Regions from separate parts of the Mus musculus genome. Here regions 2 and 3 are each linked to region 1. The links are chromatin loops, found by intact Hi-C in ENCODE. Cell type or tissue: gastrocnemius. All regions are shown on one strand. Links, peaks and the distances in the headings refer to the core of each region. The heading gives the core; the rest is flanking DNA.

The links. A loop is a pair of places that touch in the nucleus more often than their neighbours do. Peaks named below come from ENCODE experiments on the same cell type or tissue, not always from the same donor. Only the 100,000 strongest peaks of a DNase experiment are listed, where the experiment ranks them.
Region 2: it touches region 1 in a loop (1.8-fold over the local background); 5 of 42 quality-filtered maps call a loop at or near these places.
Region 3: it touches region 1 in a loop (4-fold over the local background); 17 of 42 quality-filtered maps call a loop at or near these places.

What each region holds. Positions count from the first base shown.
Region 1 is chr17:24,523,851-24,534,396 of GRCm38, reverse strand. Traf7 (TNF receptor-associated factor 7) reads left to right here and starts at 6,459. Exons shown (of 21, transcript NM_001172113.1): 1 at 6,459-6,631. Rab26 (RAB26, member RAS oncogene family) reads left to right here and starts at 650. Exons shown (of 9, transcript NM_177375.1): 1 at 650-1,020; 2 at 2,075-2,185; 3 at 3,570-3,611; 4 at 3,688-3,754; 5 at 3,954-4,006; 6 at 4,277-4,342; 7 at 4,427-4,483; 8 at 4,580-4,656; 9 at 4,754-5,343. The coding sequence starts at 814. The coding sequence ends at 4,856. It overlaps Rab26os (RAB26, member RAS oncogene family, opposite strand), which reads right to left and starts at 6,146. Exons shown (of 2, transcript NR_045289.1): 1 at 5,961-6,146; 2 at 5,653-5,761. It overlaps LOC115488833 (a small nucleolar RNA gene), which reads right to left and starts at 5,921; the gene lies at 5,844-5,921. It also overlaps Gm33508. In gastrocnemius, for the core only: a CTCF peak has its summit at 5,066 (motif pointing left); DNase peaks (open chromatin) are centred at 5,058, 6,304 and 6,470; H3K4me3 peaks cover 2,468 bases; H3K27ac peaks cover 2,549 bases.
Region 2 is chr17:24,629,695-24,640,240 of GRCm38, reverse strand. Tsc2 (TSC complex subunit 2) reads left to right here and starts at 7,614. Exons shown (of 42, transcript NM_001286713.1): 1 at 7,614-7,703; 2 at 8,130-8,296; 3 at 9,242-9,328; 4 at 10,262-10,372. The coding sequence starts at 8,159. It overlaps Nthl1 (nth (endonuclease III)-like 1 (E.coli)), which reads right to left and starts at 7,559. Exons shown (of 6, transcript NM_008743.2): 1 at 7,387-7,559; 2 at 6,076-6,314; 3 at 5,346-5,516; 4 at 4,494-4,653; 5 at 1,712-1,817; 6 at 1,403-1,633. The coding sequence starts at 7,489. The coding sequence ends at 1,510. Slc9a3r2 (solute carrier family 9 (sodium/hydrogen exchanger), member 3 regulator 2) reads left to right here. Exons shown (of 7, transcript NM_023055.2): 7 at 1-959. The coding sequence ends at 10. In gastrocnemius, for the core only: a CTCF peak has its summit at 7,518; DNase peaks (open chromatin) are centred at 7,033 and 7,603; H3K4me3 peaks cover 2,003 bases; H3K27ac peaks cover 2,876 bases.
Region 3 is chr17:24,649,960-24,660,505 of GRCm38, reverse strand. Slc9a3r2 (solute carrier family 9 (sodium/hydrogen exchanger), member 3 regulator 2) reads left to right here and starts at 10,201. Exons shown (of 7, transcript NM_023055.2): 1 at 10,201-10,546. The coding sequence starts at 10,356. Npw (neuropeptide W) reads left to right here and starts at 1,954. Exons shown (of 2, transcript NM_001099664.2): 1 at 1,954-2,511; 2 at 3,002-3,177. The coding sequence starts at 2,081. The coding sequence ends at 3,101. In gastrocnemius, for the core only: a CTCF peak has its summit at 6,289 (motif pointing right); a DNase peak (open chromatin) is centred at 6,316; H3K4me3 peaks cover 361 bases; H3K27ac peaks cover 1,024 bases.

The DNA of each region.
Region 1 (10,546 bases), core at 2,310-7,309:
CACATGGTAGCTCACAACCATCCCTAACAAAATCTGACGATCTCTTCTGGAGTATCTGAAGACAGCTGCAGTGTACGTACACATAACAAATAAATAAATCTTAAAAAAAAAAAATACGTGAGGAAGAACAGCGTGCCCGTTATGCCTCTGATCAGCTGAGCCCAGAGTGCTCGGTGCAGCAGGGATTGTTTGTGAAGCATGAGTGTTGGAGCTTCTTAAATTTGCCTATCCTGGAGGGAATAGCATTGAGGACAAGTAGTCAGATGGCTGGTATCTCTGATAGAAAAACAAAAACAAAAACCCTGAATCTCAGGCTGCCTATTCATGCAAGCCATCTGCCCCAGCATCCTCATCTCAGAACACATCGTAGTCCCAGGTCCATGGACTAGTCTATTGAGCTAGGTTACTGACCTGGGACATTGAAGACTGGGGCAAAGAGAGGACACAGGATCCTGGTGCTTCCTTCACTGGACAACTGGAGCCCTTTGAGCACAGTGCACTTGGAGCATGCTCCTGGGATGCACACCTAAGGCCTTCTTGGGACCTCTTGACCCCGCCCCTGGAGCGACAGACTTATTTGCATGGCTCCGCCTCAGAGCGACCATTGGCAGTGGTGGCGGGAGGCTGGGCCTGAATGGCTGCGCCGCCTGTGGGGACGCGGGGGCGGGGCAGGCACTGAGTGCTGGAGATGCTGCTGCTACTGCCGCCGCCGCTGCCGCTGCGGGACGGGTTCGGGTCCGAGTCGGTCTTGGCGGGCACGGGGCGTGGGACAACCCGGGACACAGCGGTAGCAGCAGGAGCACACTGAGAACCATGTCCAGGAAGAAGACCCCCAAGAGCAAGGGGGGGAGTGAGCCGGCTACCTCTACGCTGCCCGCCGCCGCCGCCGCCACCAATGGGCCACGTCTGGCACATCCGAGGACTGTGCGCCCTGGCCCAGAGGCACCGCCCAATGGGCCCCCGCAGTCCATCCGGCCCTCACTTGGTAGCACTGGAGACTTCTACGATGTTGCTTTCAAGGTGAGCCAGGCACCTCCCCGCCATGGGAATGCAGCAGGTGGCGTTGGATCCTAGACTGCCGCTGGGGAAGAGTGCAGGGCCTTGCAGACCCTCGGCGCTGAATTGGCACAGCACCTTGCAGATGGCACGGCAGTACCTTACATTGTCACGCGACCCTACGTGCGTGCACGAGCGCGCGCGTACACTCTCTCACACACACAAACACAACTATTAGACTAGGGTCTGGGGTATTCAACAGCTGGCAGGGCCCTACCCCCACTCCATCTACTGCAAGGCCAAGCAAGATCAGAGTTTTGAAGCTGTCCCTCTGGGATCTATGGCCCCTACCGGTGCTCCTGTCTCATCATTTCCCATCCATATGCTGCCTTCCCTCACCCCCCCAAGGGGCTGTAAGTGTCCTTTTTCTGGGAGAGAAGAGAACAAGGCCACCCTAGACCAGAACAAAATTGAAGCCTAGGTGAATTGACCTCCGAAGGCAGGGCCATCACTGGGTCCTGAAACATTGGCCTGAGGGATCATGTGGGTGGGAAAGACTTCACTGGTCTGGCCCTCAGGCCCACAGATATCCCTACCCCCTCTTCACTTCAAAAGCTGTCACACCTCTTCCGAACCTTGCTGCTGAGATTTGTGTCTTTGCTGGAATTCGAAGAGGCCCCCAATACTGAGTCCCCAAAGGTCTCTTAGGAGCTTCCAGCTGCACTCCCATGGCTCTGCTCCCCATAGGCCCCAAATGCTGCCCTCCCAGATCAAGCATGTTGTCCATGGAGGAGGGGTAGGTAAGGTCCTGGATGGGGACAGCTGTCCTCACTCTCTGTGACTGAGGCAGCATTGTTGGAGGGAGAGGTGATAGGGGGTGAACGGGGGTGAGGGTGGGGAGGGGGAGAGAGAAGCTGGGCATCCATGCTATTGGGGTCCACACTGCTGAACCTACAGGCCTGGGATACTCATTTCCTCTCCTGCCTCCCCCACAGCTCAAGGCAGATCAGAAGCATCTCTAGGTGGGCAAGGCCCTCGGCTCCAAGCCTGAATCCTCTGATCCTCCTGCCTGTTCTAGGTCATGCTGGTGGGGGATTCCGGTGTGGGGAAGACCTGCCTGCTTGTGCGCTTCAAGGATGGGGCTTTCCTGGCTGGTACCTTCATCTCCACTGTGGGCATCGACTTCCGGGTGAGAGTAGAGGCCGGTGTCCCGAGCTCTGACTGGGTCCCACTGTGCTATGGTTCCTATACATAGTCCTCCTAGTACCCTTGGCTGTGGATTCTCAATCTCCTGACATGTCCATAGGCCCAGGGGGTGGAGCTTAGCTACCAAAGCATCTGCCACCCACCCCTGAGAGTCCGGGGGTCCTGGGAAGCCTCCTAATACCCAGGGTAGTGCCTGCATTCAGCGGAAGCCGTTTTCTCATCCCAGGGGTTGATGCTGTGCTCCAGGATAGTGACAGCGAGAGAAAACCTAAGGCCTGTTCACTCAGGAGATCCCTGCATTTGCATATGGAGACCTCCTTAGGATCCCAGGCAGGGTCTCGAGTGCTAGTGTTAAAGCCCATCCCCACCCCCACCCAGTCTGAATCTCATGTGCTGAGGTGTTGGTGTGTTCTTGGCAAATCCTGAATTTGCATTTTTTCTCACCCTTTAATTTGACCCAGTTAGCAGGGGGTTGGGAGGAAGGCCCATTTCTGGAGACAGGAAAAGGGGCTCCCTCCAGTGGGACCTGTTCTTTATCCTATACAGGCCTGGAAGACTGTAGGTCTCCTTAAGCCCTCTAGGTTATAAGAGTCTAGGGTGAAGTAAAGGCTGAAGTACCAGAGGGAGGAGGAGAGGCATGAAAACGGGTCTCCTTGCCTGTCATGGCCTCCCCCTCCTCCTCTTGGTTTGTAGGGCTGCTTGGTTTGCACCCCTGTTCAGGGTGCAGGAAAGGCGAAGCACCCTCCTGTGCCAGGCAGATGCCAGGCTGAGCCTGGGTCCCTCAAGATCTGGAAGCTCTGGAGAAAGGGAGAGCCAGGCTTGGCCTCCTGTAGCTCCACCCTCTAGTCAGCCCTTCTTTGGGATGACAGGTGGATGGCACTTTAGTCTAGTGTCTCATCTTGAAAGGGACCGATCTGGAAAACTTGCAGACAGCAAATTCACGAATATCCCCTATATATCAACCATAGATCTGGGCTCTGTGGGCACAGTAGAGAGTCAGACAAGCATAAGACCATCTCCTGGGAAATGGGTGTCCCAGTGACTGAGGGGGGAGGGGATAAAATCAGCTTCTCCAGGCAGGGTGAAGGAGCTCAAGTTGAAGGTGCTCCTAAGCTAGTATCTGTCTTTATGCCGGAAGTGTACTAACAGTTCCACACTTTTGACAAGTAGGAGCTGGTATGACCTGGGGTGTACGTGCTTGTTAACAGAGGCCCAGGGTTGGCACTGGAGGCACTGTAGGAATGGGATAGGAGGGCCTCCAACTTCCACTCAGTGGGAAGTCCATCCATTGCTTCTATTACTGCCTTTCCTACTTCCACCAGAGGATGGCAGGCATCCTTACTGCTTGCTGGCTGCTTCTGTTTCAGAATAAAGTTCTGGATGTGGATGGCATGAAGGTGAAGCTGCAGGTGAGGTGACAGGAGTGTGGGGCTGGAGACACAAGGGAGAGAGGTTGGGCAGTATGACCAGTGCCTGTTGCCACAGATCTGGGACACAGCTGGTCAGGAGCGGTTCCGAAGTGTCACCCATGCCTACTACCGAGATGCTCACGGTAAGCCCATTGACATGGGGTCTGGCTATCCTCCACATAGTGTGGGTTGCCTACTGGCATGGGGGCAGGAGGCAAGTAGGCACACTTATGGGACAGCAGGTGAGGGTGATGCAGTCACTTGGGAGTATCTAAAAGGGTGCAGGTAGTTAGGAGCCACCAGGCCCCCCCCAGGGACGTCTTCATTGCTTTCTATATCCAGCACTGTTGCTGCTCTACGACATCACCAACAAAGATTCCTTCGACAACATTCAGGTCAGTGGCCTTGGTGGGGGAATGAATCAAGACTGTCTAAATGGCATCAGGAGCCCGAGTCCTGTTACTTAACAGGAAGGATAGACATGATGAACCCCTCAGCTCATGGTTGCCAGGCTATTGGCTAACTCAACGGGCCTGGGTGACACCTGGCTCCATTAGCAGGACCACCTGGATAAATAAGGGCTTCTAGCAAAGCCACTCAATCAGGTGTGGCACAAGAGGCCACAAGGACCAGCCCTGAGACTGGCCTCAGCTTTCCCTATACAGGCCTGGTTGACAGAGATCCAGGAATATGCCCAGCAGGATGTGGTGCTCATGCTGCTAGGGAACAAGGTAGGACTCTGGGCCTGTCCTCTCCAGCCTGGCCCACAGGGTGCACCGGGGACAGGCACTAATGAAATCCCTGTGCCTGGCCAGGTTGACTCTACTCAAGACCGTGTGGTAAAGAGGGAAGATGGGGAGAAATTAGCCAAGGTGAGTCGACAGGGAGGACGATGAGGGTGTTCTTGAGATTGGGACACTGAGCTGCCCCCAGGTGCCCAGCACCTAGCTGGCAGTAACTATTTGCAGGAGTATGGGCTACCTTTCATGGAGACCAGCGCAAGGACTGGCCTCAACGTGGACTTGGCTTTTACAGCCATAGCAAAGTAAGTCCTGGTAATGAACAAACACTACCTCACATTCTAGGATAAGTGGGCTACCTTGTTCTATGTTATCTACATCCCCTCCCCTGTTGCTCTTCAGGGAGCTGAAACAGAGATCAGCCAAGGCTCCCAGCGAGCCGCGCTTCAGGCTGCATGACTATGTTAAGAGGGAGGGCCGAGGGGTCTCCTGCTGTCGACTCTGAACCTTGCTGAAACTCAGTTCCACGCTGGAGGAAGCAGTTCTGCCTTTGAGAATTGCCCGAGTCTATAGACTTGTCCTCAAAGGATGGATGCCCTAGTGTCTTCTCAAAGACACCAGAGGCTAATGCTTACCCTTTGCCCCAGTGGCCACCAGAAATGGTCTTGAAGCATAAAAACCAGGCCACAGCACATTGCTGCCCTCTTCTGGGCACTCCCAGAAGTGAGGAGGGGGACCACACGCAGCACACTGCTCAGACAGGACCCCACTCAAGGCTATGTCAGTCACTGTCCATTTGTTGGACTGCTTCCGACTCACTAGGAGGCTGATATAGGGACGCACAGCAAGGTCAGAATGATAGAACCCAGTCACAACTTAGCAGGCTGGCCCAGTCCGTTCCACTTTGTACTAAAGTCACCAAGCCACAAATGTTGAGTGAAAACCTGTCCTCTAAGTCCCTATTAATAAAGGTGTTTCTGGAGTTTGTGTCATCTGTGGAAAACCACCTCCTGGGGCAAAAATGGCTTAGTGGGGGGGTAAAGGTACTTCACCTGGGGAAACACTTAATTTACACATGCGCTGATACCGTCACCAAAATTCCCACAGGAATAGTTTACTATCAAGATTAGGGTGCCCCACAGCCTATTCCTTAAGTAGTGCTGGCTTATAAGGTCACCCTAGATTAGAATGATTCAAACAGAATATCTTAGTCAACCCCTTTGCGGACTGTGTGACGCCAAACCAGGGCCTCTACGGCACTGTGCTATCAGCACATGAAATCACAACGTCTGAAACCACAGTAAGATTGCATTTCACTTTATTGCTAAGAAACTCAGATACACGGATGCCCAGCTTACCAGCCAACACTCCTACTCGTTGGATCTCTAGATGCAGCCGACTCAACATGCCCTGAAAAAAAAAAAATCAAACATAAATCTTTACTTTGGTTAACTTTTCACTCAAAACCCATCCAATTAGTGACGTCGCGCCCAAGCCTCAGTCTTATAATGTAATCAGACTACGCATGCAGTTTTCATACGAGGTGTCAGAAATTAATTCATCACGGGCTTGGGGCTGAAAAGGGAAGCCAGGCCCGACCAGTTCATACCTGCAAAAATGGAGTCAGAAGAAAAATGGGGAAGGGTTAAACCCTTAGGACTAAAGCACTTCAGCTCGGGAGGAAGGCAGATCTGTAGCAGAGGTCCTTTGAGTTCCATTCGGCGAGCACTACTCCCAAAACGTTCCTTACAAAACCTAGATGAAAGGGACCACGAACACACTCACTCCCAAAAAGAGCGACTGCTCGCGAGGCTCAAGAGTTTATAGAACTGCCCCTTATGTGATTGGGCCACCTCTGAGGAAGTGCCCACCTTCCTCCACTGCTGATATGCTCCTCGAGCTGTCCTGCAATTTCCACCAATCGTACAGCGACTTTTGTTTTGGAGGCGGTATTTTGAGTAGCTCGAATATCCTCCCGGTTGTAGAGCCATTGAGTCCATGAGTGACGAGTTCAGTTAGCCAATCAAATTCCAATGTGCAACATAGAGTGATTCTGAAGCTACCAATCCGGTCCTTCAGTACAGAGGTCGCCGGAAGTCGTAGTTTAGGAAGCTCAAAGCGTGAAGCAGCACCTAGAGTTCCTGAAGTCCGTGAACTACAAGTTCCGACCTGCCCCGGGACTTCCGGCTCCTGTATCCTGAAACCTTTCCCGGCCGCGGGCCGAGAGGGGCAAGATGATGCCGGTGGGTGAAGTCGCTGCTCCTAGGCAGCCGCGGGCGGGTGAGTGAGTGCGCGGAGCACAAGACCTGGGGCTCCTTCTTCCGGGGAGTGCGGTGGAGCGCGGGCTGGTTGTGGGAGCGTCGCGAGCGGTCGTGGGCCTAGCCTGGGGGGCGGGACTGAGACGGCTGGGGTCTCAGCCTCTATAAGTCCTCCTGACTCCAAGTAAATCCGTCTGTCACTCCTTCCCTTCACTCTCTCTTTCGTTGTCTTTGCACTCCTATGTTTTTTTGAGCGCTGCCTGTGTGCCAAGCAGTATCCTAGGCTCTGGAAAGTCGGCGGAGAACCGGATTCCAAACTGATAAGCTCATCTGGTACGCGGTTTTGAGACAGACCATTCTGCCTCTAGGGTCCTGTGCATTGTACGCAGTCCAGCAGCAATTCTGAGTTTGTTCACTGAATGGTAGTAGTAACACCCACAGCCCTGTTTTGTTATGACAAAAATGTCTCAAGACTTTGGTAACTGTCTCCTTGTGGCAACTCACCTGCAGTACTGTTATTCTAGTTAAAATAAAAAGTTAAAAATCATGAGGAACTGTGATAAGTTTTACGGGGGGGGGGGAACTGAACACAGATAAAGTATTGAGTATTGGGCGTTCTTAAATCTTTGGTAGGGAGACCTACAGTTAGCTGAAGATCTGATGGAGAAGCAGTCAGTCTTGAGACATTTCAGGAAGAGCCTTACAGGCAGGGGGAGTCAGAGGAGCAAGCCAGCAAGTATAGGTAAGTGATAGGTAAGGTTAAGAGGCAGAGCAGGGTAAAGTCTGAGAGCCTCTGGTATGTGTGATGATTTATGAGTCAAGTAAAATAGTGAGGAAGCTAGACCAGCGTCTTCTAACCCTCACTAGAGGCCAGTTGTCCCAGCCTAGATTCTTTTGAGGCAGGCCAACATGATCAGATGAGGCTGAGGTCTAGAGATATCTGTCTCATCTCCCCTCCTGCCCCGCTCCCTGCACGCACAGGCTCATTCCTTTGCAGCCTTGTTCTTCAGGGGCCTCTCCATGTCCCAGATCTCTTTCCTGAGGATCTTTGTGGCAGGCGCTGCTGCAGTCATAAAGACAATCCTGAAGATCCTCTATACATTCATGTTTCTCTGCAGAAACTCAAGTCCCTGTACCCTGAGGTCCTAAATCTATTTGCAGCTGTCTCTTCAGGAAATGAGAATGGCTGTGTACAGCCTGACTAAGGTGACTAGGAAGGAGTGGCCAAAAGTATTGCCCAAATCCAAGAAGTTCCTTGATATAACTTCTTGTAGCTGTACATCAGAGTCTTTCAGGAAATGAACAGGAAAGATCGGGGTGTTTAGTAATGAGCTGAGGCTGACACACTAGAAACAAATGGAGCTCCATACCCTTTCTTTCTGGCTGGCTTCTAGTTCCTTGGGGGTCAGACTAAACAGTCTTTGGGGGTATCCCTATTCTAAGCCCCAGAGGGTATACATCTCAGATGAAGCAATGCCTGGTGCAGAAAATAGGAAGAAGGTCGAGCTGAAGCTACCTCTGATAGCTCCTTTCCGACTTGGATCCATTAAAATGTTTTATAGTGAGAAATACAGTCTCCTTCAAGGTCACGCAACTTACCCAGTTATTCCTCTCTTGCATGGTCAAAGTAGAATTTGAACCCAGGTCTGTCTGAGTCTAGAGCCCATGGTCATTATTACTCTACCATAAGCGCCATATGTGTGAAGTGCCAGCCTATGGCTGCTTTTAAGAACTGTCAGCTGGTTGTATCGTACTGTAGACAAGGATTCCCATAAATCTGTAGGCACCCAGCAGTTTATCAGATCTCTGACTGGCTTGTGCATGAGAAACCCCCATCCTTCAACAGATACTCTTAGTATCCCAGAATGCCAGTCCTAGGGAAGAGTAAATGGCTTAAAGAAAATAGACTTCTAAGACTGAGCTGCTAGTGTCGGACTTGATGATTCTTGAAAGTCCCAAGCAGAGGAGGTCACAGTATAGAAGCATAGAAGCCAAGAAATAAACGCGTCCAGTTCCAAGAGAGCCAGAGGAGGATGCCAGAGGGGGTCGCGTTTGCAGGGGAAACGGCCTTGATGAGTGGAGCTGCTGTGGGTGCCGGAAGCAGGTGTGGGTGGGGCTGGAGAGGTCTCTGCTCTTCATCCTGCTGGCCTGGGACTTTAGTGATTTACCCAAGCTTTTGTGGGGTGGGATGAAGCATACACAAGGGGGTCAAAGCCACTTAAGCAGATCCCTGGACCTGCTGCCACAAGTTTGATACCAGTTGGATTTGTTTGAGACAGCAAGGCACTGGGATGGGATGACATATATCTCAGAGTGTTCTTTCTGTGTGCTCGGATCTGGCTACTCTCCTCCCCTGGGAAGTCCTCTGCACTTCTAGACAAAGAAAGCCTGATTCCTATACCATAGACAAGGCAAATAAATGTGAGTGAAGTGAGGCTAGGGCCCCTGGCAGCAGGGGAATTGAAGTTCACTGAGCTCTGAAGGGGTTCAGCCTGGGCAGGCCAGGTACAGAGGCTGGATATGGGGTGTAAGAAGGAAGCAGAACACTGGGCAGGAGAAGCAAGTTAAGGGACCCCCGCCCACTGAGTTGGGATTGTGGGTATAGACAGTAGGAAAACTGAGGATGGAGGCCTAGCTGGGAAGCTGGGAGGGAAAGAGGCAAAAGGTTTTTTGTGTCCAGGGTTTTTAGAGATTCTGGGAGATCTTCAAGTCTGAGGTAAGCAAAGGCACTCTGGGGACCTTGGCTGTAATACCCTGCCTGCTTGGGATGGAAAAGATGTGCTTAAGGGGACATTCAAGGGAACAGCCAGAGGAAGTGCACATAGCTTTGTTATGGCAACCAAGTCTGTTTCTATAGGATTTGGCAGCCAGATCTGGTTTTGAGCCCGGGGGAGCTGAGGTAGGGGCTGGACATTCTTCAGGCCCCCGCACTGGCTTCCTCATACCAGGAGATGTGCTTCAAACTCTGGCAAATATGAGCAGAAGGTGCTCTGGCTGAAGGCTAGCCTGTTGACCACCCACAGCTCTGGCAAGACTGAAGCCTTGAGCTGCTTGTCTGCTGGTGACAGCCAAGATAGGTAGTGTCCTTCTCTATGGATGGTGTGTGTGTGTGTGTTTGTGTGTGTGTGTGTGTGTGTGTGTGTGTGTCTGTCTGTCTGTCTGTCTGTCTGACTGTCTGTCAGAGTAGCACTGTATATCCCAGGTTCAGCCTCTCAAACAAAAATCTTGGGGCTGGAGAGATAGCTCGGTGTTTAAAAGTACGTGCTCTTGCAGAGAACCTAGGTCAGAGCTCAGCACCCTCATGGCAGCTCCCAGTTTATAACTCTAGTTCATGGGGTCCAGTGTTCTCTTTTGGCCTCTGTGTGAGCACTGTGTTTATGGTGCACATACATACATGTAGGCAAAACAGTAACACACATAAAATTAGATAAATAAATCTTAAAAAGAAAAAGACTCTTGAGGGATTGGTTAAGAGAGCGCTTCCTGCCAGGCAGTGGTGGCACATGCCTTTAATCTCAGCACTTGGGAGGCAGAGGCAGGTGGATTTCTGAGTTTGAGGCCAGCCTAGTGTACAGAGCAAGTTACAGGACAGCCAGGGCTACACAGAGAAACCTTGTCTTGAAAAACCAGAGAGAGAGAGCTTCCTGCTTTAGCAACAGCCTGAAGTTGAGTTCCTACTGTACACATTGGGTTGCTCACAGCCACTTCAAACTCTGACTCCAGGGCATCCAGCTCTCCTTCTAGTTTCTATAGGTACCAGCACACATGCGCACGCACACACACACACGCTTTTTTCCCCTTCTTTTTAATATTTATTTATTTACTTATTTTGGTTTTTCGAGACAGGGTTTCTCTGTGTAGTCCTGGCTGTCCTGGAACTCACTCTGTAGACCAGGCTGGCCTCAAACTCAGAAATTTACCTGCCTCTGCCTCCCAA
Region 2 (10,546 bases), core at 5,547-10,546, 100 kb before region 1:
CAACTTCTGAGTCCCTCTTTGCCTGTCCAGGGGTTCCAGGGTCTCTTCCTGCTCGGACCTTGGGCCTCTCCAGAGCTCCCCAAGCCTCAGCAGACTGGAGGGTGGTCACACACCACCCAGAAACCAACCCATGACCCCATGAACCCTTGTCTTGTCCACTGGGTGCTGCGGTGGTCATAGCAAGATCAGAGAGGAGAGAAACCCAGAGAAGAGAGAGACAGAGATAGACAGCCAGCCAAGACAGACACGGAGACAGAAACAGTGAGAGAGGGAGGAGCTGTGCGTGGTGGTCTGCCAAGGGCCTCTGCCATCCTGCCTCGGGCCTGCTGACTGAAAGGAATTCATGTTTTCGCTTTTTTTCCTAACCGGTCTCCAGCTCCACATGTTTCTAGTTAATAGTGGAGCCCCCTCCCCCAACCCCTTGGGACTCACTCTAAATAATTGCAATAAAACACAACCTTTCTCTGCAAACCCTTTCTTACCCACCCTGTCAGCAGCGCCTTTCTGAGCAGAGACCAGGGAACAGGCAGTCAGGGACCTCAGGGCCAGCTGTGCCTGGAGGAGCTGTCCCTCTGCCCCATCCCTCACATGGGATGGTCCCTAGGCCAGGCCTCTCTTCTCTGCCTAGCTACCCCTGTGCTACCTCCCACATGCTGGGTTCTGGAATGCAGAGCCTAGGCTCTCTGAGGGGCCAGAGGATGGGTGTTCCATGACTCAAGAGGGCAGCCTCCGGACAAGCCCCTTATCCTGTTCTGCAGCTCCAGGGCCTGGAATCGTGGGTCTGTGTGAGCCATTCTCAGGTATGATCCTGGGCTCCTGGGCCTGTCCCCTGCCTTATGCCTACCTGGCTCCTACCCTCCACCCTTGACTCCCCAAACTCACTCACTGGCACTGCAGTCTGCCTCATAAGCCATAGCGCACGCGCGCCCTCAAATTAAACAGGCCTTGCCTTGAACTCTGGCGCCTGTGTGTTTTCTGAATCTTCAGTTGAGGGGTAGTGGGGAGGAGTAAGGCCCATTCCAGACGACCTTTAGGTGAGTGAGGAACAACGTCATCCTCTCCTCCCACTGTGTCAAGTCCTGAGTCTAGAGTTCCTCTGTTAACATGGGGTGGGTTCCAGGCACAGGCCAAGTGTGAGTTTGGAAGCTAGGTCCAGAGGAGTGCTGGGCCGCAGGACAGTGTGTGAGAGTTCACAGGGATGCTTCCCCCATAGGCTTCCCAGCAGCTGGCTGCAGCTGGCTCTGTTTCCTCCCTCCTCGGTTTATGCTCCCCTCCCATCCCTCCCTCCCTCACTGTCCCCACGCAGTCTCTCAGACGATCCTGCCCCCACATGGGATTGGAGCGGACACACTGCATCACACACATGCTTTTTCGCCTCATCTGAAGCCAACGGGCCAAGAAATCAACTGTGAAAAACTTCCCAGGTTTATTGCAAACACCCCCCAAAGTTTACCACCCCGCCCCACAAAGGCACCTCACAGACACTAGCCAGAGGAAGCCCTATGGCCCTTAGAGATCCTGGGCAGCAGGGCACAGGGCCTTGTTGAGGCAAGCCTGACATCGAGGATGGACAGGAAGACAGATCTGTTGGCCGAAGCCTACCAGTAGTCCGTTGACCTCACTCCACAGCACCCTGTGAGGGTAAGAGAAAGGTCAGTGTGGATGACAGCAGGACACCTCCCTCCCCCAAGCTCACCAAGCTACACTGTACCTGGGTAGCCACTCTTCCAAGTTCTTACGTGTCTCTTCTGGGGTCTTGGTCATCTTCTTGGTCCACCTCAGTCGGTTGGCTATTCTGTGCACATGTGTGTCCACTGCTGCTTGGAGACAAGGCAGGCTGACCAAGGGCACTCTGCCAGCTGGGCTGTGTCCCTATCCCAGTCCCCGGTCCTAAGCAAGTGTGGCTAGGTGACAGCCCAGGGTCCCTCCCATGAGAGAAGGTACAGTAAGTATCTGCAGTGGCTGTCTGAGTGAGCCCTCAATCTGGCGTGTAAGCAGCCTGGTTTTTGTTTGTTTTTGAGACAGGGTCTTTCTTCAAGGCCTTGACTATCCTCCTAGAATTTACTATGTAGACCAGCCTAGCTTCAAACTCAAGAAATCCACCTGCCTCTGCCTCCCAAGTGATGAGATTAAAGGCTTGCAGGTGGATCTCTGAGTTTAAAGCCAGCCTGGTCTGTGAAGTGAGTTCCAGGACAGCCAGGGCTACAGAGAAACCCAGTTTCAAAACAAGACAAAACGAAACAACCGAAGGGTAAGGCAGGCATGGCGGTTCCTTCCCAGCACTTAAAAGGTTTAAGTAGCAGTGCTCTGAATTCAAGGCAAGCTTGGGCTACAGAGTAAGGCTGTCTCAAACAAACAAACAAACAAACAAACAAACAAACAACAAAAACAAAACACCTCTATCCTGGGAAAAACAAAACAAGCCTCAAACCCCAAAGTGTGAACTTAGTCTAAATCCAAGAATGAGGCCTGGATTAGAAAAGGGCCTCCCTCTGCTTCCTCTGCTCCATCTTCCTGGGTCCTACGGCCCCTTCCAAGCTATCCACTGGCTTTGAGCACTGGACTGGGTGGCAGAAGCTTGGCCCTGTGGGTCACTGTTGCAGAGGTAGCTGGTACCTGCTACGAAATTACTGGGGACAGAATGGGGAGCAGGATCAGGGTGGCTCCAGCTGTGTTCCAATCCCTGCTCCCATCCGCTGGCCACTGTAGGGTTTCGGCCTCATGCCTTCACTGGGGGCTCCTGCCAAGCCACCTGCTCAACTGCAATGCCTGCCTTTCTGTTTCAAAGGTTTGTCAAACAGCTTGCTAGTCCCCATGCCAGCTCCCTGATGGTGCTAACTGTCTGGGGAAAAGGCTGGAGGTGCAGGCTGAGGGGCCATATCATGGAAGCCTTTTCCTTCTCCGTGTCACAGAGGCGAGCATACTCATTAGAACCCCAGAGGCCCAACGCAGGACCACATGTATAAACCTCCTATGTTGGCCAGAAGGGCTTCCTATGCATTTGTGGTGTTTCGGAGGGCAGTCACTTCACTGGAGGTGAACTCAAGCTCAGAGAGGCCCTATGTTTGACCTAAGGTCACCCAGCTGCAAAGGTCAGAACTCCAGAGTTCCAGCTTTTTCATTTGAGAGAACACATTTTCTCCTCAAGAGGCAACCCTAGGGCTCTCACAGCAGGTAGACTACAGAGAAGTGGGTGGACTCAGCCCTTGTCCTGACCACTGCATGCATAATTCCCTGCAGGGCCCTTCCCCCACAGAGCTACCCAACAAAGACACTTCCTACTCCTGGGACACAGGCAGCTGAGGACACCAGCTAGATAAGCTCAAGTGTCAACTAAGAGGCTGCTGGTGGCTTTGGGAGGGGAGGAGTGGAGACTGAGGCGGGAGGCCTCACCCACTTCCTACCTGGCCTGGCTCTTCCAATGCTCACTGTTCTTCAGTGCCAACAAGCAGTCACCAGCTTCCAGTCAAAGCCCTGGGCCCCTAGCTGCCCTCTACCCACTGAGCAGTGCTAAAAGGCCCTACCAGCTTAGAAACCTCTGACGGAATCCCTCCATTGGGCACATGCAGGAGCCAAGGGTTGGGAGCCCAAAGAGAGTTCAGGACTAAATCTTGTTTTTTTTAATGTGACCACAGGAGCCCCGACAACTCTAGGCAAATCTCTGAGAAGGCAGCACCTCTGTCACTGCCCCAGGGAGTATGTCTTCAACCTAGCTACACCAAGGTGCTTCAAATGCTACCAGATGATACTCAGAAAAAGGATGCCAGACATCACTGCCCATTCTCATCCCACAAGACCACCTTCCTCTTCCTCCACCACGACATCAATTTGCCTCACCCATTCTAGAGCTTTCTGTGTCGTTACTCAGCTTTATGGTTGCTCTTCCTTCTGTCTGGGACACACTTCCACCTCTTGGTCCCACTAACTCACAAGAAACTCTAAACTGAAACATGACCTCAGAAAGATTTCCTGGGGTTAGGCACAGTCAAGCATGATTATAAGCCCGGGATTTATGGAGCTGAGGCAGATTCGATGGGTGGTGGTGGCGCACACCTTGAAATCCTGGTACTTGGGAGGCAGAGGCGGGCAGATCTCGGTGAGTTCGAGGCCAGCCTGGTCTACAGAGTGTGTTCCAGGACAGCCAGGGCTACACAGAGAAACCCTGTCTCAAAAATAAAACAAAACAACCCAACAAACAAACAAATACCACCCCCCAAAAACCAAAACCGAAAGGTTTTCCAGAGCCCTAAGTCAGGCTCCACAGTGTGTGCACATCAGCTGGCTTCAAGTCCCTCATAGAGATCAGCATGCAGATGGAACCCGGCCAACGTTGAGTTCTTGTCTTCAGCACCCAGCAGTCAGTCTGCTCAACACTGACCATACCCTTTTGCTACTCTGGTTTGAGTCACAAAAACTTTGGGGAACCCCAATAGAACCCAAGAAGAATCAAGCTCAGAGCTGACTTCTCCCTCCTTGTGGCGCAAACGACTCACCTATGCCTGATATGGTCCCCCAGGCCACAGCCATAGCCAAGTGTGCCATCTTGGGCCCAACACCTGGCAAGGCTACCAGCTCAGCCACGGAAGCAGGGATGTCCCCTTCGTAGCGCTGCTGCAGGATGGCGGTTGTCTGCTTGATGTATTTTACCTTGTTCTGAAAGATGGTGTGGGTCAGCCTTGGGGCAAGGCATAGCCTAATCGGGAGGACCCATAGGTGCCCAGCGTCACAGATCACCTGCCTATGTCCCACCTCTCCAGGAGGTGAAGAAGGCAGCAAAGAGGCCTGAAGGAACTCCTGGCAGGTCTCCAGCGCATAACTAGACACCCCCCCCCTAGTGTGTGGGAACCAGTTGGGGTCCTCTGCCTCAGTATTCCCTCCAGAGGCTAAGCAGTACCTAGACTCAATAGCACCTGGGCCTTCAGGAAGGAAGGCTGGAGCCTGGGACTCCCCCAGGCAACCGACAGAACAGCTGGGTGGTTCCCATCCTGTGCCTGAGTGGAGAGGGCTATTTAAAACCAATCTGATAGACGGTGGCCCACGCAGTGCCAAGGGGAAGCGCCCTCCCCACAGTTCCACCCACCTCCCAGGGTTCTGTGGAGTGACACAGTCTGGGGAGCCTAGGAGGGGAAGGGAAGGAAAGGAAGTGGAGGCAGCTGGGTAGGAGGGTAGAGAAATGAAGGGATGTGTAGAGGTGCATCCCAGGAACTTCAGGGGCAGGGTACTAGCCCCATGGGATAGACCTGTGGCAAGTCAGAAGCATGAAGAGTCTCTGTCGTCAGAGATGCCCGCCTCACATCCTCAGAACAGTGCCCCCTCTTGGCTCTGTTGCCAAAGGTAATGCTTACCCTCCAGAAGCCCACAGGGTAGATGAGTCTGCCTAGCGTGTCATCATCGGTCTGCAGGATGCTCTCCACAGTCAAGCCCCGGGCCCGGAGCCGTTGCATAGCACCTGCTGTGACCTGGTCTTTGGTCTGGCTGGAGAGCATCAGCGACAGGAGTACCTGGTACCTCCTCACCTGCTTGTGCAAGGACGGGTCCCAGTCAAGTCCCTTACCCATCTGTCTTGTCACATACTTCTATAGAGTAGCCGAAGCTTGGATGAATTGCTTGGAATCATACCTTGTATGGGATGGATATTAGACCATAGCTAGCTGCTACTGTTACAGTGTAACACTACTCATTTTATAGACAAGAAGGGCCAGAGTTAGAGATACTCAGGATACCAGGATCCGAAGGTAGTTAGCCCTATGGTTAGTCTAAGGAACCAACACAATGTAAGGGAGTCTGCTTCTCCTGCATTATTGGATGTTCCCAAATGCACCACCACTGTGCATGAGGCTTCAAGTCTCAGACACTCTGCCATGCACGGTGGCCACAATGATTGACAGGTGATGTACGTTGTACATGTTCTAAGGTTATGGGAGGAGCGCATCTTCCTGGGTATGTATGTATGTATGTATGTATGTATGTATCCTCCTGTATGGCAGCAGGGAGAGCTGGCAGGTCTTGCTCTTTTTCTGGTAGAGACCTAAAAGGAAGTAAGCACCTTGCTGGATAGGCGGAGGTGTTGCATACCTTCGGGGAGGCACTTGCATCATAGCAGTGCTCGGCGCCTAGCTGGTCCACAGGTGCATCCTTCTTGCTTCTCATGATGCGGATGTTGGCCAGTTGCTGCTGCCAGTTCTGGGGCTCCCAAACGGGCACTTTGAGGGGCTCAGCATCTTCGCCTTCCTCACCATTAGCCGCTTCATAGGCCACATGCGTTTTCTGTGTTCTCCGTGGATGTCTCACGGGCCTGTGGCTTTTTCTTCCTTCTGCAAAAAAGTGCCATTCAGTCTTTGGAGTGGGTTTTATATGAGGGTGGGGGAAGGGTGCTGCTTACCTGCCAATCCACATCCCCACACTTGTTTGTGCAACTAACTGTCCATTATCTACCACGATGTGTACAGAAGTGCTGTGCTCTGCCCTTGTCACAACAGTACATGACAGTCTGACAAAGTGCCTGTTAGCACACCGACACTAGTAACAGCCTCTAGGATAATATAACCTCTCTCCTTTGTCCCAAGTCCTTTGAGTTACATTCAAGAGAACCTCTCTCTTCACACCCAAACTGGACAGTGCAACTCCCCTTTCAGAAATCGTTGCATTTAGGATGAGCTCCAAACTCTACTACTATAAAACATTTGCTGCCTTAACAGTATCAACACTTTCTGTGGCCCTTGGCCCTTGCCAAGCCTCAGCCTGGATCCCAGCGGATCTCTACTACTGAACCGATTCTGGGAGACCATTGCTGCCTACGCACACTCCTGCTCTAGCCACTTATGTCTAAGTCCCAGGCGGGGACGGGCTGATAATTACTCCCTGAGTACCACTAGTTGGCACATAGTAGGCCCTTAATGGCTACAGGACAAACACAATGAGTGCCATGCCCTTTCCTGTTTTCTCTCTGGGCCTGTTTTCTTTCAGAACCACCGTCCAGCTGGGAGAGAAGACTTCTAGCTGGGTGTGTTCTTGGCACACAGCCTGGCCCTACAAGAGAGGGAGGCAGCTCTGAGAACAGAGCTGTGTCCCACGGACAGCCTGGAGCAAGTGAATGTCCTAAGCTAGGCTGGTTGGACTAAAACTTTTCACTGGCGATAAGGGTGGATGAATACATCCAGAACCCAGTCTTACGGACCCTGCAGACCCTGCGGGTCCCAGACCCTTGGAAGAAGCTAGAAGTGGGGCCACGTGAGATTTAAGCGTAGCTTCAATTCAAGATTCAAGGCAGCTGCCTACTCCGCGGCGCCTAGAGTTTAGGTCAGATGCTGCGGCCCGGGACGCAAGCCTGGAGCCAAAGTTCCACGTTCCTCCTTTCCTCCAAAACGCCTGCAGGCGCAGAGCTACCTGCAGCAGCCTCTCGCGGGGCGAGCTCCTCCCTACACCCTTCCGACGCGATCCTAGTCGCGCGGCTCCGACTGCGAGTCACCATCCGCACCCCTGAGTTCATGCCTGGGCTGTAAACTACTCCTCCGAGCAGCCCCGCGATCCCACCACTTGCTCAACGCGCACGCGAAACTACAATTCCCAGAGAGCTCAACGCAAATAGTCAGCAAAGCCTCGCCCCCGGAAGTACGGGTTGCGCTTCCGGCAGCTGCCCTGGGCCGGGGGTGTGCGCCCTTCCCTGGGTGCAGGAGGACCTGCGCGCGAAAGGCGCGCGCGGGGTGAGTAGCCCTGGAGGCTCTGACTGCTGGGGCGGGTTGCGATGGTTTGTGTGGTCGCGTCGCGATGGGGTGAGGGGAATTGGTCGTTCTGATTCCAATCCTCCGCCGCTCCCACCGCTGACAAGTCCTAGCGCTTCAAGCCCTCCATTGCGAATGTGAGCGGGCCTCTGCATCTATTCACGCGACAGCTCCTCCTTAACCTAGGGAGAACTAATGGCAATCAACAGGCGGGTCGCTAGAGTAAGCCTATACCTCCGGAGTTGATTTGTGGCTGAGTTCCTCCTGCATGGAGTTGAGTTGCCCCAGAGGCTGTAGGAAGGACAGGTTATTGCCTACCCTTGACCTAGGATTCTGGAGGTTCGCCTCGAGGGCAGAAGGGAGAACCTTTCCTGGGGTGTATCAAATAATATGTTTATTTCTACACAGAGCAGTTCTCTAGTACTGCCCTGCCCACCATGGCCAAACCAACAAGCAAAGATTCCGGCTTGAAGGAGAAGTTCAAGATACTGTTGGGATTGGGAACATCGAGGCCAAATCCCAGGTGTGCAGAAGGCAAACAGACTGAGTTTATCATCACATCGGAAATCTTGAGAGTGAGTGAGTGGCCAATGTCTTGGCTAGCCCAGCACAAAGGCTAGGAAGGCTGGGTTTGTCTGTCATTGGGTTCTGTGGGAGATGGGTTGCTGGTAACCATCTGCATAGGGCTGCTGTCCCCAGTACTGTGGAGACAGATATATGCCTGTCCTCAGGATCTTGGTGTCCTGCTTTAGCACACTTGCCTTAGAAGTTAGGTGTTGTATGAAAACTTATTTTGTTTAGTGTTATGGTAGATAGATGCCCTGTACTCTCTCAGCACGTGAGAGGCAGAGGAGATAGGATTATGAAGTTGGAGGCAACATAATTGTAACCCACCTGAGCTACAGTAGTGAGACTGGGTCCTCCTCTCCTCAAAGATGTTCGTTTCCTTTTTTAAATTGGAGATCCACCCTTTCTTTTTAGGAACTTTTAAAAAAAGATTTATTTATTTAACATACACACACACACACACACACACACACACACACACACACACACACACACACACTGTAGATGACACACCAGAAGAGGGCATCAGATCCCATCACAGATGGTTGTGAGCCACCATGTGGTTACTGGGAATTGAACTCAGGACCTCTGGAAGAGCAGTCAGTGCTCTTAACCACTGAGCTATCTCACCAGCCTCGAGATCCAGCCTTAAAAAACCAAACCAAACACAACAAAACAAAATGCTGGGTGATGGTGGTGGTTGGTGTATGCTGCTAATCCTGCCCAGCACTGGGGAAGTTCAGTACAGCCAGAGATACACAGAGAAACGCTGGAGAGACAGAGGAAGGGATGGAGCGAGGGAGGGAGAGAGAGAGAGAAAAAAAAACAGAGAGAGGAAAGAAACCCCATTGGTTTACAGGGGAAATGCAGAACAACGTTAGGTGGTTTATGGCCAGTGGGTAAGAAGACCTCTTTTTAAAAGCTCAGCCCTTTTCCTCTTTTCTCTTCTCTAGGAACTGAGTGGTGAATGCGGCCTCAACAATCGCATCCGAATGATAGGGCAGATCTGTGATGTGGCAAAAACTAAGAAGCTTGAGGAGGTGGGTTTGCCTCAGCTGCACTGCTGGAGTAGTGCATGCCCACTGCAGGCTGTAGAGAGTCATGCCCACTGCAGGCTCTAGAGAATCTCCAGTCTGCGGCTGCTGCCTTGAGCTGTCTTTTCTTGTTTTTGAGATGTGCTGTGTAGCCCTGACTGGCCTGGTATTGACTGTGTGGTTCAGGCTGATACGCTGTGAACTTGATGTGGTCTTCCTTCCTCAGCCTCTTCAGTGTAGATCAGGACTATAGGCATAGCCCAGAAAGCTAGCTTTGTGATGAGGCAGTTTTTACCATTTTAGAGAAATTTAGCTTTCATCTTAATGATGTGGAAGCTTCTAGAAATGCCCTAAGTGCAACCTGAGAGACTTACCTTGGTGGTAGCAAAAGAAATGAGCTTTCCCTGAATTCCTGGAAAAGCTTATGGCTATGTACGTCTGCTTATCCTCTTTGTCGTGGTGGTGGTTGAGACAGGGACTTACCATGTAGACCAGGCTGGCCTTAGATTCAGAATCCCGTGCCTGTGTTTCCAGTGCTGGGATTAGAGGCGTGCGCTGTCGCTGCCACCTGGCTTCCGAGCGAGCAGATCTGGAACATTTAGTCGGGGCTCACTCACACAGGAACACCTTGGAGTGGGTGTCTGGGGCAGATGCCTGTTTAGGGTTCCATCTGTGCTGCTTGTTCTAAGCACCATGGTGCCTCTGAGTGCAGCGAGAGCTACCAGGGACTCCCTGGCAGGCGGCTTCCCTGTCCTCCCTGGTCTTTTCCACGCCGAGATCCAGGGCCCATTAAACAGACTTGGCTGGGTGTCAGATGTGGCGGCAAAAATGTCACGGTTTTAAGTCAGAAGGCCCTATTCCGTGCTCTGTGTTGTCCTTTGCGGGGCTAAGGTCCCTGGAGGCTACACCCTTCTCACTGTCCCCTTTTTGTCATGGCAGCATGCAGTGGAGGCACTTTGGAAGGCTGTCTCAGACTTGCTACAGCCAGAGCGGCCACCAGAGGCCCGGCATGCAGTTCTCACCTTATTGAAGGCCATTGTACAGGGACAGGTAAGGGGTGGAGCTGTGTGAGCCTGTGGGATGAAGGCAGACCGTCACCGTTTGAGCTCCTGCCTTTGCTGGTGTGCCAGGGCAGGGTCCAGCGATTAACAGGCCTGACTGAGTGTGAGAACATTCTGGTGTCACGTGTCTGGTGATCGACCGTGCCCAGTCACTGTAGCTCCT
Region 3 (10,546 bases), core at 3,429-8,428, 120 kb before region 1:
GTAATTCCAGCAGGCTGGGAACTCACTGCCCCAGCCTCCTACATGTGTGAGTGGCAGGCAAACTTGTCATTACTTGTCTTTTAACGCAAAGAGATGAAGTGGTCACTCTCACCATTCCCTCACTCTAAGGGAGGATAGAGAGGCAGAGGAAACGATAGCACTTACAGACCCTCTCTGCCTTCATCAGCATCAAGTCTGTAGCATATCTGAACCCAGCCACCCAGATCCAGGTGAGGAGGTACCTGCTGGAACCATTGGGGCACTTCTACCTCTGGGATAGGTGACTCCTCTGTCCCCCTCACTCTCTTTTTTAAAAACTCAAACATTTCTTATTATTTTATATGTATGAAATATGTATATATGTGTATGTGTTTTACCTGCATGTATGTTTCTGGACTACATCCATGCCTGGTGCCTGAAAAGGCCAAAGAGGAACTAGAGGTACAGACATATGAACCACATATAGGTGCTGAGAATCAAGATTATGTCCTCTGGAAGAGCAGCCACTTCTCCTAACTGCTGGCCCATCTCCCCACTGATTTGGAGTGCGCAGCAGCTCCTGGGGACCTAAGTGGCCAGGCAGTGGGCGATGTCATGCTGAGCCTCCTGCCCACTCCTCTCTCCAGGCTGCTCTCTCCAAGACTAGGGCTCCCATAGGAACAGGCGGTTCCTTTGGTTTGAAGATCAAAATAAGGTGTTTCAAATTGGAAATGGTGGCCTGTATCTATAAACCTAGCCCTGGAGGTAGAAACAGGAGGGTCAGAAGTTCAAAGTTATTCTTAGCTGCATAGCATGCTCAAGGCCAGTCCGGGCTGTATGAGAACTTCTCAACTAGAGGCTTGAGGGATGTCTTAGTGGGTAAGTGCTAGAGGAGTGAGGTGACTAAAGCCATTTTAGTGGAGTCTTGAAGTTTATAGAAATTTGCTAGGAAAAGAGATAAGGGAGGAATATTCTTTTTTTGTTTGTTTGTTTGGTTGGTTTTTCGAGACAGGGTTTCTCTGTATAGCCCTGGCTGTCCTGGAACTCACTTTTTAGACCAGGCTGGCCTCGAACTCAGAAATCCACCTGCCTCTGCCTCCCAAGTGCTGGGATTAAAGTGCGCCACCATGCCCAACTGGAATATTCTTATATACAGGTGAACAAGTCACCTGCTGTGGGGCTAAGCCCTTCCCCTGATTGACTTTGGCTGGGGAGGAGGTCTTGTGCCAAGATATTGTTACAGAGGAGGCTCTGGAGTTTGGTAGGGCCCAGTCAAGCCTCCTGGGGCTGAGGGTTCCAGGAGGAACCTCTTAACATTCTAGCTCTCCAGAAACCACAGGGATGGCTTCATGTGGCCAAACTGTCCTGCCTGCTTGCTTTCCTGCCTTCCTAGCTCCCCGCACCCCCATCTCTTTGATTTCCTTCTTCTTCCTAGAGCTAGGGTCACATAATCAGGCTGTTTTGAACTCAAGATCCATGCTGGGATGATAGGAACGTGTTCCCATGCCTCAGCCCCAAGCTCAAGGTCTCCAAGTATTAAGCTACCTGTAGTGCAGACTGGGTTTGGGTGGGATCTCAGGAGCTGTACTAGGTAAGAAGAGGTACAGCCCTCAGGGAAGAGTGGCCCCACGCGCAAAACTGCCCTATGCTAGCCCACCAGAACTCTGCTGTCTCCTCTCCTTAAGTGCTCCAGTTGAAGCAACTCCTACCAAGGGGGCATCCTTTTGCCCCTGGCAGCCCATTCTTGTATTCTGAGACCGTGGTACCGGAACTCCCTCCTTGACAGTTCCCTTTCTGGGGGCGAGGAAAGAGTAAGCAAGGAGATCCCCCACTAGAGCTTCAAACACAGTCCAGCTTGCGAACTACTCATTGAGAGGCTTCTAGCTGCCTGGGTTCCCTCTTCACCTCCCTCTCCATCCTCCTCTCCCTTGGGTGAGTGCGACATGTGCGGCGGGGGCGATCCGGGGCGGGGCCACTGAAAGGCTGTAGTCGCACCAACTGACTGGTCTTCTCCATCCTCTGGAGCTCCGACGTTCTCGTTCTCGGAGACATAAACCCAGTTCTTGTCCTAACCCTCCAAGGGGCAATTGACGTGAGCGCGCTGGCGTCTAACAGAGAAGTGCGGGGCCCTGGGCCCGGGACTCCCAGGAACCGGCCCCTGCTGCCCCTGCTGCTGCTTCTGCTCTTGCTACCGCTGCCCGCCAGCGCCTGGTATAAGCACGTGGCGAGTCCCCGCTATCACACAGTGGGTCGTGCCTCCGGGCTGCTCATGGGGCTGCGCCGCTCGCCCTACCAGTGGCGCCGTGCCCTGGGCGGGGCTGCTGGACCCCTCTCCCGGCTCCCAGGACCGGTCGCCCGCGGCGCTCTCCTGCTTCCTTCCTCAGGGCAGGAGCTGTGGGAGGTACGAAGCAGGAGCTCACCTGCAGGGCTTCCCGTCCATGCACCCTGGAGTCCGCGGGACCTGGAGGGAGTCCGCCAACCGGAGCAGTCGCTAAGCCTTCACTCCTGGATCTCAGAGGAGCCCGCTGCTAGGTAAGTAGGAAAGAGAGGAGGTGGGCGTGGCATCTGGCAAGGGAATTTCCAGGGGTCTTAGACCACACAAGACCGCGAGCCTATGGGTACTGGTGGGTTTTTGTTGTTGTTGTTTTTGTTTTTTCCCTTTTTCTTGTAGCTCAGGCTGAACTCCTCCTGATCCTTCTCCCACATACCAAGTGATAGGATTACAAGTGTGCACCACCACACTCGGTTTACGTGGTACTAGAAATGGAACCCAGGACGTCACATATGCTAAGCAAGCACTCTGCCTACTGAGTTATACCCTGTTTTCCAGCCCCCCCCTTTTGATATTATGCTTCCCTATCTTCCTGGTTGCTGATTTTACATGTGTGGGCCACTACGCCCCCCCTACCCATTCTGTTTCCCATCACGTTAGGAGAATTTCCCAGAGTTCCTTCCATATCAACCTGAGGACAGAATGGAGAGCCTTGCCCCTGTCTCTAGAGTCCTGCTTTGTTCTTTCTAGAGCCTTCGGAGAGACGCTTCGTGCCCAGCCATGGTTCCTGCAGCAAGTCATCTTTGCCGATCCTGTCAGGCCCAAGAACCGATGGCGCCCCCATGCTTGACCTAGGCAGGAGCACAGCTTGAAGCTCCAGTCAGGCCTCGTGGTCTGGTCAATAAAACCAACCTGATTCCTGCGCCCCCGCGTGTGACCCTTTTTCTCATTGTGTACTTAGCATCTAGCTTCAGAGCGCACATAGCTGCGCGCCTACGCCCTGGCAAATGTCAGGAAGCCCTCCCTGACCAGACCAGCTCATCCGTTTGTCCTTAGGGACAGACACAGTGCGGAGAGCAAAGCTGAGATGCTTCCGGGGCCTTGGCTTGCTTCCTCCGTATGTTCCCTTCCCTGTTCATGTGTGTTCAGGGTCCCGAATATGATGACCCACCCACCAAACTTCTACCGGGATCAGAGCAAGACACCCCTGGGTCTGGCCAGACCATCGAAGCATCCAGGAGGGAGAAACTAGGGAGTGGAGTGTTCAGGTGGCCCTCACTCTGTCCTCTGTCCTGATTGCTGAGACTTTTCTGCAGTGTGAGCTTTGCCTCTGGCCCAGGCAGCACACCAGGATTTCGCCCACTTTCTGGTATTAGTTTTAAGCCTGAATTTCCTTGAATCCTTTCCCTCCCGTCAGCATCTGGAGAGCAAGCAGAAGGCGCCGGCTTCCTTTATAGCCAGGCTTCCACTCTGAAGGAACCCCCCCCCCCCGCAGCCCCCACTCCCGGACTCTCATTCTCCTCTGCATTTCCAGTCTTTTGCTCTGGTCCCATGTGATCAAGCTGTGTATCGAAGCACAGATCTATAATTCTTGTACTTGAGAGGCTGAGACAGGGTGGTTGCTGTGAATTTGAGACCAGCATAATTAACATAGTAATTTCCAGACTAGCTTGGGACAGAACACACACACACACACACACACACACACACACACACACACACACACACACACACACACAGAGAGACCACACTCACACCCATGCATGCACATCTTTGGGCTTCATCCAGCTTCACACAACTAGACCCCTCACCCTCTGCTGCATCTCCAAACTTCTAGCATCTGTCTTTTCTCAGACCTAAGTGCTGGGACTCCTCAAATCTCCCTCCCCATCTGCTGTTGGAATTCCCCTGTAAACATGTGGTGAGCTCCCCTCTAGATCCACTTCCCAAAGGCAAAGAACAGGTGGACCCCGACTGCTGCCCCACTCAGGCCACTCCTGACCCACTATGTCCTCCTACCAACTGAGAGCCCTCCTCCCTATAGGTCAGCGCTCCACGCCTTTAAAAGATTTAAAAAATTATATGTGTTGCCTGCACGTATTCAAGCGTAACATGTGCAGGCAGTGTCTTGGGTGCTAGAAGAGGTCATTGGATCTCCTGGGACTTGAGCAACAGGTGGTTGTGATGTGGGTGCTGGGATTGAACTCGGGTCCTTTGAGAGAGTAGCAAGCACATATAACTCCTGAGCTTTGTCTTTGCCTCCTGCATTTTATAATTACATTTTGTTTATTTATTTTTGTTCTCTTTGTTTCTTTCTTTTTTTTAAAGATTTATTTATTATATGTAAGTACACTGTAGCTGACTTCATACACTCCAGAAAAGGGAGTCACATCTCGTTATGGGTGGTTGTGAGCCACCATGTGGTTGCTGGGATTTGAACTCATGACCTTCGGAAGAGCAGTCAGTGCTCTTATCCACTGAGCCATCTCACCAGCCCTGTTTCTTTCTTTTTGTCTTTTTTCTTTTCTTCTCTTCTCTTTCTTCCTTCCTTCCTTTCTTTCTTTCTTTCTTTCTTTCTTTTTGTCTTTTTTCTTTTCTTCTCTTCTCTTCTCTTTCTTTCTTTCTTTCTTTCCTTCCTTCTTTCTTTCTTTCTTACTTTCGTACTTTCGTTCTTTCTTTCTTTTAGACAGGGTTTCTCTGTGTAGCTGTCCTGGAACTCACTCTGTAGACCAGGCTAGCCTCAAACTCAGAAATCCGCCTGCCTCTGCCTCCCGAGTGCTGAGGTCTTTGTTTCTTTCTTGTGAGTGTGTACACACTTCCGGAGGTCAGAAGACAACATGCTAGAATTGGTCCTATCCTTCTACCATGTGGGTCCCAGGGGACAAATTTGCAGCCATTACCCACTGAGCTATATCAGCGGCTCTACACTTTTTGTTTATCTTTGTTTTTAATCTATTCATTTATTTGGGGTGTGGGTACACGTCTTCCAAGGCACCTGTGTAGCTGCCAGAGGTCATCTTGCAGGAGTTGGCTCTTTTTCCACTCTGTGGGTCCCAGGGATCAAACTCAGGTTATATGACTGCCTTATCTCTCAAGCGATCTTGTGGGCCCAAAAATGCTGCCTTTCTCCCAGTTCTTTTTGTTCAGTTGGTTTGGTTTGGGTTTTTTTTGTTTTGTTTTTGTTTGTTTGTTTGTTTGTTTGTTTTTTTAGAGACAATGTTTCTCTGTGTGTAGCCCGGGCTGTCCTGGAACTCACTCTGTAGACCAGGCTGGCCTCTGTAGATCTGCCTGCCTCTACCTCCTGCCCCCTAGGACTAAAGGTATTATTTATTCATATATTCAGCTCTCTCTCTATTTTGGCTGTGATTTGCAACAAATTTAACCTTTCAAAACATCAGTGTCCTGACCTTGTCATTCCCAGGTGTACAATATCCCACTGGCTCCCCACTGCCCCTGGGGTGAGCATAATGCTCTCACGCTCTCTGCTCGGCTACATTTGTTCTCTGTCCTTCCTACCTCCTGCTAGATGTATCCTGAGCATCCTAGAGAGTACATTACAAAAGACTCTTCAGGCTTCTTTAAATGATCCTTTAGGGGCTTCTCCAGCTCTGGACCTCTCTTGCTCAGGCCAAGGTACACAAACCTCTGTTTCCTTGGGTCTGAGCAATGTTTACCCAGTGCTTGCCAGTGCCGGTGTGGAACGCCAAGTAGCTGGCAAATGTTTGGTCACAAGGGCTGGGGACTTGGTTTGGTTGCCTAGACCAATCTCATTCTAGAGAAGTGGGTGCCAGGGCCCAGGGTGAAGGGCAGAGCTAGCTGAGTCCTATTAGAGGTCTTCTCTTTCTATTATTCCCCAAGGCTTGCATTCCTCTGCTTGAGTGGTGTAACCAGCAAACAAACAAACCCACAGAAGTGGAACTGGTCTAAACTAAGGAAGTGAAGTATGAGGTGGATCTATCTATCTGCCTGCGATGTGTCCCACGCACCCCTAACCTTCCAGCCCCTGTCCTGCCCCGCGATGGAGCAATCACATTTCCTTCCGCCAGGTGGCGCTACGCAGCTATCGTCGGCCGTCCACTGCCAAGGAAGGGAAGGGGGCGGGGTGAGGTTTCCAAATTCTTGAAGGTGGTCAGTTTCCTGTTCCTTCTTTCCACCCTTTCTCTCCCTGCCCTGTCCCTTTTCTTCCGGATTTCTGTACTTTCTCCTTTCGTAACGCTGATCACGCCTGCTCCAATTTGGGGATCCAAAGAGAGGCGTGATGTAGTTGGAGGGAGGCCTTAAGCGAGACCTGATAGATGTAGGCAGGGCCATTACTACCCATTAAGGTAGCTGCGCTTTTCCAGGACGATCCTAGCCTTTACCAGGTGTCAGAATACGGGCTCCTCCCCTGAAACAGGGTTTCCCAGGTCCCACACACACACAGCCTTGGCGCTTTCAAGAAAGATGCACATACATTTTTTAAAATTTATTTTTTATTTTTTATTTATTTATTTTTTATTTTTATTTTTTTGTGGTGTTTCGAGACAGGGTTTCTCTGTATAGCCCTGGCTGTCCTGGAACTCACTTTGTAGACCAGGCTGGCCTCGAACTCAGAAATCCGCCTGCCTCTGCCTCCTATTTTTTTTTTTTTATATATATACTGTTTAGTGAAAAACCCTCTGTCTCACTAGGGGTGCAACAGGGCACCTCTGTTGCCTTGGATAATCCAGAGGAGGGAAGGACTGCTATATCAGTTCTTTGTCACACAGGTGAGCCATTTGTATAGCAGGTTGTAGGGTGGGTGAAGCCTGGTGGGGAACATACCCCTAAGCATCCCATGCTGTCTCAACCTTCTTGGATGTTGCCGGCCTGGGGGCTAGGTTTCCCCACCTTTTAAAGAGGAAGAAAGATAAAGCCCTCTGGACTCTTAAGGCCTCACTAGCCACCTGCCTTCCTATCCCATTCTCTGAGGTGCTAACCTCATGGGAGGGTATACCTTCAAGTCTCGTTCTGTCTCAACTTGCACTGTACCTGCCTCTCAGGTCCACGGGGGTTTTCTGTCTGCCTAAAGCCTTGGAGGAAATTAGGGAAGAAGGTCCAGGAGGTGTGGTCTTTGAGAGACCCCCACCCCTGCTGCACCAGGCTTTTTCCTCTACCCCTGTGCCTGTCACCAACTCCCTCTTGAAAAAATGGTCACCCTTGGTCTGCCCTGGCTGTTTTCCTTTCTTTCATTTTTGATACAGGATCTCATTGTGTAGTCCTGACTGGCCTGGAACTCACAGAAATCCAACTGCCTCTGCTTCCCTAGTGTTGGAACTAGCCACTAGACCGAGCTCTGTTTTATTGTTTAAATGGGCTCTTTCTTGTCCAGTTTGGTTTGTGAGGTGTGTGTATTTTAATCCTGTGTCTGTGTAGGGGTATGCATACATGAGTGAAGTTGCCCACGAAGACCAGAAGAGGGTGTTGAATCCCCCTAAAGCTGGAATTACAGAGAGTTGTGGGGTATCATGTAGGTGCTGGGAACCAAACAGAGGGTCTCTGCAGGAAGAGTAAATACTCTTAACCACTTAGCCATCTCTTTAATCAGTTTTGCTTGTTTGTTTGTTTGTTTGTTTTCTTGAGACCGAGTCTCATGTAGCCCAGGCTGGCCTTAAAGTCACTATGCAGTTGAAGATGATCTTGATTTTTTTTTTTTTCCTCCCAAGTGTTCAGATTAGAAGCATGCCCAGCGGGTTTGTGGAATGGTCGAGATACAACTTAGGGCTCTTTGCATGCTGAGCAAGCACTCTAACAGCTCAGCTACATTCTCATCCCTGAGTTTGTTTGTGTTTGTTTGTGAGACAGTCTTCCTGTAGCTTAGGCTGGACCCCTTGGATTATGAATGGTTGTGAGAGAGGCGTTGGATTCCATTATGGATGGTTGGAAGCTGCCTGAAGGCTGCTGGGAATCAAACCCTGGTCCTCTCAACAGAGGCACCATCTCTCTGGCCCCATTGTTTGCTCTTGTTTTTGAAATATTCTATCCAGGCTGGCTACAAAGACCACAGAGGTGCTGACTTCTGGTGGCGGCCTGGCTTCCCTTCCTTGCTGTTTCACACTGCTGGTCCAGGCTTCCTTTGTGGCTCAAGCCCACTGATGGGCTAAGACTTCCTTTCTGTCACCTTCCTTGGCACTTTCCAGCCCTTTCGCTTTAGGAACTCCTTTGCTATTACTCTGTGACTGCAGAGCTGTATCATCCTTGGCTCCTGGCCCCTCTGAGACTACATGTTCCTGCCCTTATTCCTCCCTCCCCCAAGCCCCCATCCTATTTTTAGTCATGGGCTGAGTCTTTGGTGACAGAGAGCCAGTGAAGGGCCCGAGGTTGGGGTGGGAAAAGGTCCCCTACCTTCCTCAATTCCTGGCTTAGAGATCTCCCATCTTGCCAACCTCTTTAGTGTGACCACAAAGATGCTGTTAGCAGGTCTGGCAGGTTCCTGGTTATTCTGGGGATAACTTCCAAGTTTCACACGGATGGGATATACATAGTTTATACACATTAACCATCTCCATGGGCAACCAGCATTACGCCAGGCTCAGTGAAACCAATCCTAAGCTAGAAAGACAAACTCTTTGGATAAGCAGGCAGACAGATAGATGGAAGTGGTCAGTCAGGCCTGTGGCAGCATCAGCTAGAATCTGAAGAGAGGGCTGGAGGCAGGGAGCAACAAAGTATCCTCAGCCTAAGTGCCTTTTAGGAGCAGCAGCTAGGGTGTGGGTACCCAAGGGGCTGCTGCTGAGAGGTGGGTCCTAGTGCTTGGGTGGGGGTTGAAAGCCTCAGCTAAGGGTTCTGGAGAGAGGGGAGGGAGAGGAGAACACTGAGCTAGGACTGCTTCTCCTATCCACATGGGGAACTGTCTGAGCTGGCTGTACCTGACGCCGGGGGACCAGGTAAGTGAGGAGCTGTGGGCTGGGGAGAAGCAGGCTGTGGGTAAGCCTGGATCTCAGCTGTCTTATGTGTTGGGAGGATGCTTCAAGGTGAAAGTGCAGTCTCACAGTACTGGACTCTAGCAGAGGGTTTTCTCTAGGCCTCAGTTTCCTGATCTGTAAAATGGTCAGTTTTCTCTAGGGCTGTTTTTTGGAAAACCATATAGGAATGCATAAGGGGTTTTCAGTGGGACTATTTTCCTGTAAGAGTAGATGAGAATTTCATCAATTGTAAATCTAAGTGCATTGGGACTATAGACTTAGGAACCGGCGTTGGGAGCCCTGTGGGGCTTAATTTGGGACAGCTGATCACCACCTAGAGCTCAGGGACCAAAGTCCTCAGTACGGTTCATACTAGGTCAAGAGGAAGACAGCACACACCTCCCATTTCTGCCAGATAAACTCATGTTCCCAAAAAGCAGGGAATACAGGAGACAGGATGTTTAATGGACAAACACTTCCTGGGAAGAACAAGGGGACACCTATTTGCTGTCCTTGGTTGCCTAAAGACAAAGACCTTGGTTGCCGTGGTGTCTCTTTAAATTCTTATTCTTGCCTGTTGCTCTTTGGGTCGGGACAAGACAACTTCGGGGATCTAGAGGGAGCAGGCAGAACACTCCTGGTAGGTAGAGGGTGGGGTGCATCCCGAGGAAAGGGCGCAGTGGCCCTTGCACTTCCCCTCTGGCCTCTGTGTAGAGTGTCTCTGACAAGAGGCTTCCCATTTCTGGAACCTCTCTCACTGTACCATATGCAGGTGTCCAAAAAAGTGGTTCCTGGACAGAAGTCAAAGGTGCTGGCGCTACGGAGGGTGGCCAAAATGGGTTAAGATAGGACTCCCAGGGACTCGAGGGTTGCCTGACCAAGCAATCCCACTCCTTGGTCCTAGGGTTTCTGGGCGCCCAGGCAGGGGCCTAGCTAGCGGGGCTTGGGTTAGGGCGGGGGCAGCCAGGAGGGCGGGGAAGGGGCGGGCGCGGGGGCGGCGCTGCAGCAGGAGCAGGGGCCAGGGCCAGAGCCGAAGCCGGAGCCCGAGGCGACGCGAGCTGAGCAGGAGCCACCGAGGCCGCTGCCTGCTCTCCCGCCCGCGCCTCCGCCGCCTCCGCACTCCAGCCTGCGGGTGGTGTGAGCCGTGGCCAGTCGCGGCCGGCCAGGGGGCAGCGGGTGCCATGGCCGCGCTGGAATCGCTGCGGCCCCGCTTGTGTCGCCTGGTGCGCGGAGAGCAAGGGTACGGCTTTCACCTGCATGGCGAGAAAGGCCGCCGTGGCCAGTTCATCCGGCGCGTGGAGCCAGGCTCCCCAGCCGAGGCGGCCGCGCTGCGCGCCGGGGACCGCCTGGTTGAGGTCAACGGCGTCAACGT